Linked DNA regions of Homo sapiens: region 2 is linked to region 1. Evidence: chromatin loops called from intact Hi-C (ENCODE). Cell type or tissue: IMR-90. All regions are shown on one strand. Links, peaks and the distances in the headings refer to the core of each region. The heading gives the core; the rest is flanking DNA.

Evidence for each region. Hi-C counts contacts between places; a loop is a spot of excess contacts. Peaks named below come from ENCODE experiments on the same cell type or tissue, not always from the same donor. Only the 100,000 strongest peaks of a DNase experiment are listed, where the experiment ranks them.
Region 2: a loop joins it to region 1, with 2.2 times the contacts of the local background. A loop is called at or near these places in 7 of 110 quality-filtered maps.

Annotation. Positions count from the first base shown.
Region 1 is chr2:217,162,319-217,168,927 of GRCh38, reverse strand. No RefSeq gene overlaps it. Among named protein-coding and RNA genes, the nearest start is that of DIRC3-AS1, 120 kb to the left of the region's middle. In IMR-90, for the core only: a CTCF peak has its summit at 2,502 (motif pointing right); a DNase peak (open chromatin) is centred at 2,497; H3K27ac peaks cover 2,081 bases.
Region 2 is chr2:216,877,415-216,884,023 of GRCh38, reverse strand. No RefSeq gene overlaps it. Among named protein-coding and RNA genes, the nearest start is that of TESHL, 9.9 kb to the right of the region's middle. In IMR-90, for the core only: no CTCF peak of the experiment used is centred there; a DNase peak (open chromatin) is centred at 3,133; H3K27ac peaks cover 1,789 bases.

The sequences.
Region 1 (6,609 bases), core at 619-5,618:
ACTCTTTCCCCAGAACAGCCTTCGGGTATTTTGCTCATTAAAGAGATTAGCTGTCCATTTGCAGGGATGTCTCTCCAATGAGGTAGGGACAAAATAGCCCAACACAGTTTTAGTTTAGATTCACTTTATGAAGTACATATCTAATTCCCTGGCAAGCTAAGTCAAGCACGTCTTCTCATGTGTTTTAAGAACCAAGGCATTTGGCTGAGACTGAGAGCAAATGCCTCTTATTAATGTGTGACAAATCCATATGGGGAAAAACAGTGTTTCTTCTTTCCCATATGGCACAGCTGAGTAAGGCTGGCTTTTCTGGCCTTGAAATGGTTCCATGGACCAGGTGGGTGGTTTATTTCACAGGCTGGTGACAATCCAGTGTGTCTCTCCCACAGAGATGGGAAGGGGCAAGAATTCTTCTGTTGTAGCCCAGGGCTGTCAGCAAGGCTGTGACATAGGCCATTGGCCCTTCTGCCAAGATGAAGGGCAGTGGAACTACTGTGAGGAAGAACAGGAGGAAATCTCAAACCACTTTGGATCCTGGACCTGAACTTTTCTTGAACCCCAAGACCTTTAAAGTTTTAGCCTCATAAGGACAAATCAGCTTTCTCTCTGGAAAACTCTCAAACCACTCCCCACCTCAGTCTCAATGTAATAGGAGTGATGAAGCCACTGGAAGAAAGGGAGAACATGGGGGAGGCAGTTATCTCACCCACCTTCCACCTTCAGGTCCAAAGGCTGAAGACCCAATGGCTTCTGGTTTTAACTTGGTTTTGGACCTCTGCAAGACATGGTGGATTCACTGTTTCCCCTCTAAGGTTTACGGTACAGATTTTTCAAAAAGCATAGAGAAGATTGTATTGACTAAATATGAAAAATAACCAAAACAATAGCAGCAATTGAAATCCAATCAACCCATACCTGTAACATCATTCTACCTCTTTAAAAGAGCAAGAAATTATCCTGGACAGAAGCATAAGTCATCTCCTCTGTCCTGCAGCTTAGGCTGATGTGAACTAAGAGACAGTGGCTTTCATTGTCCCTGCAACTTGGGGTGACAAAACTAAGTTCTTATGTTTCATTAATAACCTCCTGAAATTCAGTCTTTGACTCTTTTTTTTTTGCTGTGCTATGAATGAATAACTGCTTTAATAAATATGTATGAACATACTCATCATATGTCATATAACCAGAATCAAGCAAATATGCATATTTTTCCAGTGTGTAATTGGCCATTATACACAATTAGACATCAATGTGAAAGGCTTGCTGAAAATGAAAAGCAGTTAAGTGACAAAATGTCAGGTTTTGAAGAAAATGTCAAAAGTCCTATTACAATCTAGAAAATCAAAACCAGATAGGTTATAAAAATGGGTTTGGGTAAACATACACCTGTATACACACACACACACACACACACACACACACACACACACACACACAATTTGATTTCCTAGAAATGGAGATGGTAGTTATGAACTTGCAATGTTCATATGGGAAAGTTTCATATTAAACATTAGAGAAGACTTTTTTAAACTTTTAGATTTGGGGGTACATGTGCAGGTTTGTTATATAGGTAAACTCATGTCATAGGGATTTGTTGTACAGATTATTTTGTCACCCAGGTACTATGCCTAGTACCCAACAGTTATTTTTTTCTGCTCCTTACGACTGCTTAGCTGTGGGACTTAATTGACTAGTCAAAGGAAGCTGTGCTTTTTCTTAAATACATTTGTAGACTAAAAATCTAAAACATCTTTATTAAAATCTTAGATTTTTAATAAAAATCAAAATCTTAGATTCTAAAAATCTAAGATTTTTATCAAAGATCAATTAGTCCATGGGAGAAACTTCTCTTTAAAATGTCTATTTCAAAAATTAATACATCCCTGCTAAACTGTTTCAGTGCAATGAGAAGTTTATTCCTAGACATGTTTCAGGGTTCTACAATTGCAGTCACTAAAAAGTTCTTCCTTATATCTAACCAATATCTACAACCTTAATGTGTGTCTCTCTGGAGCCATGTAGGATACTTGATTTGGTCACATTACAGATCTTCAAACTTTTGAGATCACTTGATATATTCCTTATAATTCTCTTGCCTTCAAATTAAACATATCAAATTATTTGAAATCATGTCATTGGAGAAATTGTTGAATGAATAAGTTTAAGAGTGAATGGAAAAACTGGGAGGTATCGCCAATTTGGCAAAGGAATTTCAATTAACATTTATTTGTCATATGCTATGTATCCACAGTATAGTAAGTTCTAAAGGTCTCTATTAAACTCCAGTACCCTGATCTCCACATTCCAAAGTGTTTTTCTTAGCTCAGAGTAGAACATGTCTCCCATCACTGACTGTGCTTTGCAGGAGGTGGGTAGTGTTACTAAGGGAGAGAAGGCAGGACGTAACTTCACAGTGGTCTTCTCAAACTCGTGATTCTACAAATAGCTCTAATTCTACAAAATAGCTCAAGACTCTTAGTTTGAAAGCCACAAGAGGGCACTAGACTACTACATGGACCTAGCTCTACTTAGGGCCCAAAGCACAGAGCAAGGGTCAGTATTGACATTAGTGATGGCCACATCAGTTGCATGTCCTACATCTGTGTCTGAAACACAGTATGCAATCATGGAGGATGTGCAAAGCTATTGGCTATGAAACATGTTCAAATGCTAAGCTTGAGTTATGCTAAATACAGTAGAATCCACATGCAATTTGAAAAAAAAAAAAAGTAAAAAGGAGTAAGGTCCACCCCCAAAGTTCTAAGAAAAGCAAGGTGGTTCTTTAAGCTGTGAGTTCTGAAAACAATATGGACAACATAGTGATAGTCAGGGGAACAGCAGGAGTTAGAAAAACAGGAGCCTTCCACTTCTACTTTTGGAAAGCCTGACATCTGACGAGGCTCATATTGGCCACAAGATTCCCTCCAGACCATGAGATTTACACTGGGCATCACCCAAGGTATTCATTCTCTCTGCTCCTGAAGTGCTCCGTACTTTACAAGGTTTCAGGAACACTAGTCTCAGGCTAATGAAAGCATACTTAAAAACTTCTCAAAAATACAGATTGAGTCTATGTAATCACCACACCATTTGAGAAAGGCAAAAATTTAGTCAATTAAGTTATATGTTAGTCTGAATAAAATCAACAAACAGATTATTTGGGTCAATGAAGAAGTATCTTACGCAATTCCAAAACAGCCAATCAAATTCACTCAGACAAATATGAATCAACACAAGGAAAAACAATCAGTCAAGAATGCTGCTTTGGATCATGAAAATCAAACCCTAAACTGAAGGCTTGAGTTTTTAACTTTTCAATAGTTATGTTTAATATTGTATAGAAGATGACTCCTTTGTTATCATAACTGTGCATGGGATATACTTTTTCCCTAAAGATGATAGACAGATAGAGAAATTGATAGACAGACAGACAGACAGAATAATTCAGATTGAGTGTCATATAAATGACTTACCTAATTGGTTAAACCAGAGGTTCTTGCTGCAGCAGGAAAGATAGGAGAAGGTCATTTTTCTGAGGCAAGGTTTAGCTCTTTGGAGACAATGAACACCTGGGTGGTTTCCTACAGAGCCAGTTGAAATCATTAAGAAAGATGGTCTTTTCTTTCTAGTTTCTTATTAATTTACCTACATTCTGAGTTCTGGATCCATGACCTGCATTTGTTTTTAAATTTTCTTTTTAAAAATAAAATATATATTATATATTCATGAGGTATAAAGTGATTCTCTCTCTCTCTCTCGATGGGATCTCACTATGTTGCCCAGGCTGAACTTTCATTTCTGGGCTCAAGCAATCCTCCTGCTTCAGCCTCCTGAGTAATTGGGAATACAGGAGTGCACCACTGCACCCAGCTTGAAATGTGATGTTTTGATATATGTTTACATTGCATGGCCTCTGTTATTGTACTATGTCAGAACCTTTCTAACTTTGATCATTTTACTTCCATTATCCTTGTCACGTTTGACCCAGCCATTGCTCTGAGACTCTGTCCTTCCCTCGTGGAACAATGAGAGCTCTCACCTTTTGGTTCTGATTCCATCCCAACCCTTCTCCCCAGGAGTCTTGCTTTTTCTGGAATTGATCTATTTATAACATTGCCTCAGTTTTTAGGTTCTTCTCAGTGTCAGCTATGTTGAGTCTGTTAAAGATATCTTGGCTATTTGACTTGGTTTTCATCAAGTTCCTTGGCTTCTACCTTTTAAATGACATTTTTTTTTCACATAATTGTTATTTTTCTGGGCTCTGGCCACTGATTTCTCCATATTCTCTATTTCTTGACTCTTTCATTAGCTTAACAGCATAACTTCCATCTTCACTCCCCCAGTTCTGTTTTCAGAGATCTACTTTTAATGGCTAAGCCCAGCCCAAATTGACAGTGTCCATCCTCTTTGCAAGCCTTGGGCCCTCCCTCACTACCCCCAGCACAGACTTCATCTTCTAGGACAGTCCCCAGTGCTACAGGGGAGGTGAGTTCAAGAGAAAGTGCCCCAGGATCTTCTTAGCATTATTTTCCCCACAGTGGGACTTTGAAGCTGCCTTTCTAGCCTGCCTTCCAGCTGTTAGCAAACACACACTTTTTAAAATTAGGAAATGAACATGATAGTTCTACTCCCAGCCAGGAGCTCATCTAGTATGCTCCAGGAAAAGGATGATTAATGGAGCTAAGGCTTTATGTCTAAGCCAGGGGATGGCAGCTTGTGGGGAATAACTGAGCCACACCAGCCCGCCACAGCCTCAGATCAGGTGAACTGCACATGGCGTTAGGCCCACTGGAGGCCCTTAAAGTTAGCCAGTGGCCTGGCAGAAAGTGCACACACAATAAGTGCCTGGTGGACACACATGGCCCAAAGGAACGGGGCAGTTTTTCAATTCTTCGGTTTATATAGAGAACCAACCTACACAACCTTGGCCTTCAGAATCTTGCCAGCAGTTAGAGTATCCAGACTGGCTGTCCAGACCACCTAAATTACATGGATAAAAGCAAAAGATTTCCTTCACTGAATACCACGTGGACTTGTTTCCAAGTCCTTTTTGGGTTTGAGGCCTTACTTGTAATCATCCCTCACAAGAGGGGGGAAAAATAAAAGAAAGAAAAATGTAGGGAATTTGAGTTCTACTTCACCAAGGGCTTAGGATGGAGAATAGGAAAGTTCTGCAGGATCTTGGCTGAGCAGTGGTTTTCTGCTTCTTTAAACGTCAAAATTAACCTGATTGAGTGAACTATTCAAAAAGCACATCCATCAATTTTTGTTTCATCTGAGGTTTGGAGTGCCAAGGACTTACAACATAAGGCCTCAGACCACTCTGGTTTAATGCCAGGGGATACTTAGGGGTTCCTGGGGATGGTAATTATGATCATAACCCTCTGCCTGCCAAACTCCTATGCACTACACCCAACCCAGATGCTACTCTTCCTGTGAGATCTTACCCAGATCCTCTCTGGTTCCTCTGTGGTCCTCTAACACTTGGTGTGGCTTCTTTGGCTTAACTGGACAAGTCACCACGTTAATTCATTTATTTTCCTTCATTAAAAAAATTGTTCACCCATGACCTCTGCAAAAATAAATAAATAAAATAGAAAGAAATGCGTAAAAACAAAACCTACCCTTTACTCTCTCCTCTCAGAAGAGAGAACCACCGTTTGTAATCAGCACAAGGAAAGTGGGAACACTAAAGAAATCACTATAAGATAGCAGCTGCCCTCAAAACTAAAACCAGTCACTTTAAAATACATGCTCCCGTGTGATCCCTGGATGAGGTTCTTTTCTCTTTAGTAAAACGGAGATTTTCAGGATTCAACCCGGAGAGGTAAAATCACTGAGCTTATAAATGAGGAAACTGGAATCAAAGACCTGAATTTTTGTCTTTTCCTTTTTCCCACCATGTTGTGTCCCAGTGTGCCCCAGCATCCTTAGAGACAAAGGCCTGGAGGAAGCACAAAGAGACTTCTATTTTCATCTTTTGGTTCTAGCAAGATGAGGATCAGCAGGCAGGCAGACACACTTGGGAATAATGGCTCTGCTCTCTCAACCGAGCCCCCGCCCCAGTGCCTTCATCCCCACTTTGGGGTGACCTCGGCAGAACAAGCTCTCTCTGTAATGATCACTTCGTCAGCAGGGGCTGTGTATTTAGTAGCAGGAAATATAAGCTTTTGTGGTCAGTGTGACGTCACCCCACCCACTAAACAGGCCTTTATAATTTGACCACAAAAAGGCTTGAAAGGGATAGACACATACACGCAGGGAAGGAGGCGATAGGACTGTCAACAGTTGTCTGTGTAGTGAAAGGAGCATTGTGTCTTCCAAATGTTTCCCGAAAGCCTGATGTTTGGTCTGCTGTAGACAAAACATCTGGATGATATATGGCGATTTCTCTTTGTATTTGAGTGCCCCAACTCATCTCCTTCCTTTCTCCTCTCTCTTTTCTACCTCTCGTTTTCTCTTTTCCTCATTCCCTTCATCCTCCTGCTTCCCTTTTTTCTCTTTTTACTCTGACTTAATCTAAAATAGACAAGTATATATTTTTAAATCATTGAGTTGTTTTCAAATGTTTTCACATGATGTGCATGTGAGCACACACATACACACACC
Region 2 (6,609 bases), core at 1,140-6,139, 290 kb after region 1:
GCAGATGAAGGAGAAAACTGAGACCCAGCAAGGAAAAGGAACCACAGCTGGTAGCAGAGCAGGGGTGGCCCAGAACAAGCACTGTGTTAGTGGCTACGCAATCTGAACGTCCCCTCTGACAGCCCCTGCCATCCCTTGCTCCCAGCCCACAATTCCACCTCACCTCAGAGCTGCTGCCCAAGAGCTCATGAAAACCCCTCTGTGCTTTTTGGCCCTGTGGCTTAGTTCCACACACAGCACACTTTACCAGTTTTTGAGCCAGCCCTGAATGACAGTCATTTTCCCCAGGATTAAAAATCCCTTTAACCCATCCTTCATGCCACACAGGCTGAGCCTGGGAAAAACATCCGGGAGGCACGTCTGGTCCACCAGCCGACCTCCCTCGCAGATGGGCCTTCATGGGCATGAGCCCTGGTTCCTGCCACACCACCAGGAATGTGGCTTTGGGTCCCAGCCCCAGCCAAGAAGCTTACTCCACTGAGTAATTCTAATGCCTGGAGAAAGTCAGCAAACGTCTCTGAGCCCGTTTCTGCTTCTTTGTAATGTGGGGAAAACGCACCCTATTAACTCACTTAACCATCCATTATAACAAGCAAGGCAGTAGCCAAAAGCCAGTCAGAATCCTTAGTGAAGGCAGATCATCTGCAGCAATTCCAAGTGTCTGTTCTCTTGCAAGATTGTTGAGAGGTGCAAATGCATATTGTTAAGTTTGGGGGCAGGCTCAATTCCTCTTTCTTTCCTTCAGCAGCCGCCCAGAAGACAGCCTGATCTTGACAGAGGCTTTGACCATGGTGATTTTTACAGAAGCCCTAGATAGTCACCCCTTATCTGTCTTGGGAATAAAGTTGCTGAGGGTTGATTAGCAAAGGAGGGAAAGTGCAACCGAGGCCTGGCATTTCCTAGACGAGAGATGGCGGTGGCGACAGGGCCTATGGGGTGGGGAAGGGGGTCAGCCGTGTGAGTGGCTCCATTCCTGTTAGTGGCACCACCAGCAGACCTCCCTGGAGCCAGCCAGTCCAGCCAGACTGATTAGGCCAATTCACTGTTTATCTGGGACAAGCAGATAAGGCTGTGGCCCAAGAGGGGTGGCTATGGGATGTGCCCAGCTGGAAGGAGACCCAAGAACACTGTAGCTGATGGAGAGGGAAGGGAAGAACAGAAAGAGTTCACTCAGGAGCCTCCTTTGTGGGTTTCAAATGGTCTCCAGTCAAGACGGCACTGAGCCTCCTGACATGCCCCACCTGAGTACCCGAGGCTGGCAGTTCTCCAACTCTAGAGAGCATCAGAATCACCTGGGGGTGATTCTAAAACACAGGTGGCGGGCCCCCACCCCAGGTCCTGCTTTAGCAGGTCAGGAAGGGACTAAGAATTTGTATGTCTAACAAATTTCCTGGTGATGTTGATGCCACTGGTTCGAGCACCACACTTTGAGAACTGCTGCCGTAGGCCCTTGATGAAACCTACCTGTCCAGCCCCTCCCCAGCCTCATCCTTAGGCTATTCCTCAAATCCATCTCCTTCATTACTCCAGAGAACCTAATTCCAAGAAATCCCCTAATGAGGAGTGATGGCCACCTCTCTCCCCACAGTCTAGGGGGGTATAGGCACTGAGGTATGGGACCTCCTGGGCTCCACTTTCCTCATTTTAGGGTGGACTAAGTGATATCTCTTTTTCTTTTTTTCTTTTTATTTTTATTTTGAGATGGAGTCTCACTCTGTCGCCCAGGTTGGAGTTCAGTGGTACGATCTCAACTCACTACAATCTCCACCTCCCAGGTTCAAGCAATTCTGCTTCAGCCTCTCGAGTAGCTGGGATTACAGGTGTGCGCCACCACACTCGGCTGACTTTTTGCATTTTTAGTAGAGATAGGGTTTCACCATGTTGGCCAGGCTGGTCTCAAACTTCTGGCCTCAAATGATCCACCCACCTCAGCCTCCCAAAGTGCTGGGATTACAGGCGTGAGCCGCCACACCCGCCCTAAGCAATTTTTCAGCTAGCCCGTTTTCTCAGTGAAGTTCCCTGAATCCATGGAAGGGAAAAGAACACCAGGCTTTACCTGGGAACCTAGCTGGTGCCAGCTCTGTTCTTCCCATTCATCTGGACACTGGATTACACAGATGACTTCATTTTGAACATCCACTTACATCTAAACCCCTAAATACATGTCTGAAGACTTTTTTAGTTGTCAACTTTCCCTCATTTTCCTCCTGTCTGCTTTCTTCTCTTTGCCTCTTCCCCAGACTTAAGATTTAAGCAGAATTTTATTTCTGTAGATGTTTGATCCATTTTTTTAATACCTCAGCTGGCCACCTTTCGCCTGGGACACTCTGGTGTCCTCCCAGAATAGAATCTTGTCCACAACCATCTCCCCGACAGGTTTCTAGATGCTGCCCTGGCCAGAATCAGTCACCCAGGCTGCACCGGAAGCCACCTGTTGCCTGATCCCAGCCTTGGCCTAAATCATAGTGGGGAGCCCTGGCTAGAGGCTCAGTGCCTGCCCTCTGAATTGCTAGCAAGATCTCTGGCACCCACACCAAGGCTTTGTAAAACTCCACAAATTTTTCTGAGAAAGAAGTGTCCCTGCAAGCAGAAGGCCTACACCGCATCACTATTTCTGCTGTCAAATGACAGCCTCAGGGTCCCACAAGTGAGAGATGGGCAGACCCCTGCCTGGGCTAGAATTCTCGGGGTCTTGGGTCTCCACACAGAAGTTGCTCAGTCAGAACCCCCCTCTGTCCTCCAGGTGTCCTGCCAGACACATGTGCTTTCTCCCACTTGACCGTCACCAATAAATCTTGGAGCTGGCCAAAGGCAGGTTCTCCTAACATTGCAGGTGAGAAAAGCTGAGATCCCCAGAGGAAAAATAACATGCCCAGCGTTGCACAGATAAATTCTTGGTGGAGCGGGAAAAGGTCCAGGGTCCCCCAGACTTGAAGGGCTCACTTTGCTTTGCCACAATTTGGCCCTGGGTGCTGTTGCCTGACTCAGATCTGACTGCATGTGCCAGGGCCAGCCTGCCCTGGCCGGTCCCTACTCTGTAACCGGACACAGCCATGAAGGACACCAAGGAGGGGGCGAGGGAGCAGAAAAGATATACAAAGGGATTTGAGCGGATTTGGTTACAAAGTTGCACCAGCCATTTCCTGGAATCTAATGGGAGCCAGTTCTGAGAACTTGAAGGGGTGGGGAAGCAGAAGGGGGAGGGAAAAAAAGGCAGATGACTGGCTTGTGGGGTGTGCAGTGGGGAGGGGAAATGGGCCCTGCTCTTGTGGCCAGCAGCCAGGCAGGCCAGGCTCCTGGAGGCAGGAAGGGGCCTGAGACCTATCTTTCCCCAGCCCTCAAATGATTTCTGCAGCCTAGGGAAAGCCCCCAGGCCTTCCAATAAATCTCCTTCCAAGCCTTCTTCCCAAAGCCCACTCTGGGCCTGGACAGCCTGGGGGGTTGATGTGCTTCTCCAGGGCTGGTAAGGACAAAAGGGAGCAAAGGTTCCTGGTCCACCCCGGATGTCTTTGCCCCGGGAGGCAGGGAACCAAGGCCCTCTGGTGCTGGCCTTGTCTTCCAGGCCTCCTGCCCCTTTCCTCTTGCCTCCTGAACCCTCTCTTCTCTTCCTGCTGTCCCTCTGCTTCTGCCTTCACGTTCTTCTTTCTGTAGAACTTCTCCACCTCCACCTTCCTCTACCCCTTTGGTAGTTACACATTCCGTAATGCCCAGTTGAGGACAGATGCAGAATCTCATCCTGAACCCTTGTCCACGCTGAGCAAGTGGGGTTTGGAGATAAGAGTCACAGTGGGGACTTCACTTCTCCCAAGTGATTCAGCAGCCTCCTGCACACCTGCTTTCACTCTCTAAGCCTCATTCCTTCCAGGAGGGCCATGCCTGCTAGGTCCAATCACCAACAGGGGGAAACCAGCAAACCTCCTATTTTTCCAATCAGTCCCCCCATCATCACACACTTTATTTGCCCTCTTCCCTTCCTTTCCCCTTTACCCACAGGACCAAAGGAAAGATGGGGATCGCTCACCTGTTCCTACCTCTATGATAGCTGCCTACATTGGCGTGCAAAACACCAAATCATAAGGCAAGACAAGGAAGCTTCACCCACTAAACCACAGGCTCCTTGAGGGAAGAACCTGTGCCTTTTGATGTTGTGCAACAAAGCCACTGTGACTTTGTGGCTGAATATATTTACTACTTTTATTTGGAGCTGCACCAATTTTCTTGGCTTTTAAGGCCAATGTATTACTTCTATTATTTAAAAGTTGAGAGAGCCATATTGTTAATACTGAGGCATGAATTAGCAGCTCTTGCATACGTGGATACTCTGAAACCAACATATTTTCAATTGGGACCATCCTGGAAAATCTATTATGTAAAGGAGATGATGCATACTATCCCCAGCTGGGTCTGGGAGAGATATGGAGTAGGCATTCAGACAAGGTGTGTCCAATTGCTTAGTTGTTTCACTAAAGAAATCAAGACAGCATGGGTGGAAAGCCAAAGGGGATGGAAAGCCAAATGTCATGACCAGCACTCTGCAGATCACCCATCAACACTCCTCCTACTGTCTGACATCCTATTATCAACTGCAGATTTCGCTAAAATTTAAACCAAGTCAGATGTCTCTTCTCGGAAAAGCCCACAGACAGGGTGCCATCTCAGGATCATCTAAAGCTAGTGCGGGAAAGGCGAGTCCCTTTCTTTAGCAAACAAATCTTTTTGTCTCAACCCTGACTTATTCCTGGGGCCTTCTGGGTGGTGTACACAGTGACTGAATCATATATATAGTATGATTTTTGAGGGCAATATCATGGTAAGATGCCCACACAGAAGCAAAGCCAAGTTCCTTGGCCTTGTGTATGAGGCTCCCTAAAGTGATCTGTGCCCCTGGAATTGCCTTGACCATGCTTGTGACTAGTTTTCCAGCCTGAAAAGCCCTATCTTTCCAGCATAACCTCCTCTGAGCAACTTTCTGATTTTCCTTAATTTTATTGACATTTCCCTTCCTGGAACTCCCAAAGCACCATGCCTGAATCACCCATCTGGCCCTTGCAGCCTGTCGGTTGGTAAGTTGGCTTTTTATATGTTCACATAGCTGAAACCACCATCTCTGTGCAGATCCCCCAGGAGGTTCTTTGCACACTCCTCCAGTTTTGTTGCACTTTCTCTTCCCAAGCGACCCCTATGGGTGACTCTTCTTTGGAGGGCTAACTTTGGCCTGCTAGAGCCACTTCACTTGCATATAAGCAGAAAAACTGATATGCCCAGGAACCTATGACCTCATGGGGTAACCCCTGGCTCCCTTGTTCCAGGGCATATATCAGTCAGGATCTAGTCTTAGGCAACAAACCACACCAGTTATTTTAACAGAGAGAATTTAATATAAAGAATTATTAACAGTATTAGGAACAGAAAAGGCTAAAGGGGATATTATTAAGGTATTGAAGAGGTAGCAATTATAAGGGAGCTATTATAAGGTAGCAATTATAAGGGAGCATTAGAATTATAAAACTTAAAAGCTTGAAGGCAGACACTCACAGAGCTGACCTGCAGCCCTTAGAAAAGGAGCTGCTTCTCTGCTGGTGCTGAAGGGGAGGGCTCACCATGCTGGGACCCAAACCCCTGAACCAGATGATGGCCGATGGTGTTTCCGGGGGAGAACAATGGACCTAGTTCTACAAGTGTTGACAAAATTGCAAACTGGTATCCCTGGCTGTTACTGGAAGGAACTGCCACTGCCAAGGTGAGGAAGCATTGCTAAGTGATACTGATAGGAGTGGAAAGCATAATGAGGAACAGAAAGCAAACAGAAAGGAACACCGGCCAGGCCAAACTAGAGGCTGCCTTACAGAGATGGGATTAAGTTTATTCACCTACGGAAACACTAGAACCATATTACCGCCATGTATATGAATTTCAGGGACAGCTTGAAATTAACAGAGGGCAAAGCCAAAATTGAAAGAGATCTATTTTGATTCAACTTGCTCATACTCTGATGCCCATACTCAGGAATGGAACTGTTCTCTTTCCTATATGGGTTAGTTTATTCTGGGAAACAGTAAAGAAGATACCTACTTAAGTCACTTAACCAACTAGGACCTTGAAAATGGAAACCACGCACCATCCCAAATAGAAAGGATCTCAGGGACTGGCTATTACAACCTTCCCCTCTCCTCTCACCCACTATCAGACATTAACAGATGAGGAAACGAAATCACAGAGGGACCAAGTGATCAAAGAGTGGCCAGGACTAGCCCTGGAACTGGAGCCATTCTTTTGTTCAACACGTATTTATTGATCATCTATTGTTCTGGCCACGGGTCTAGGTTCTTGGAAAATATCAGTGAATAAAACTCCCAGGAGATTGGGAAACCTGAAATGTAAGCCATACTGCGGCAAAGAGGTTTTGTCTGTGTCTCTTCTTCCTAAGGTGCTCCCTCTTTATTACTTTAGGAGGGCTTCATTTTTCACTTATTTTATCTGCAGACCTCATCATGAAACAAAACACTTTCAGCGAGTTGTTGTGCTTAAAAGGAGAAGCCTGGGGAGGCAACGGAACACAGTGCAATGGACACTGCATTTTTCCCCCATGCTCCACTGGCCCCCATAGTT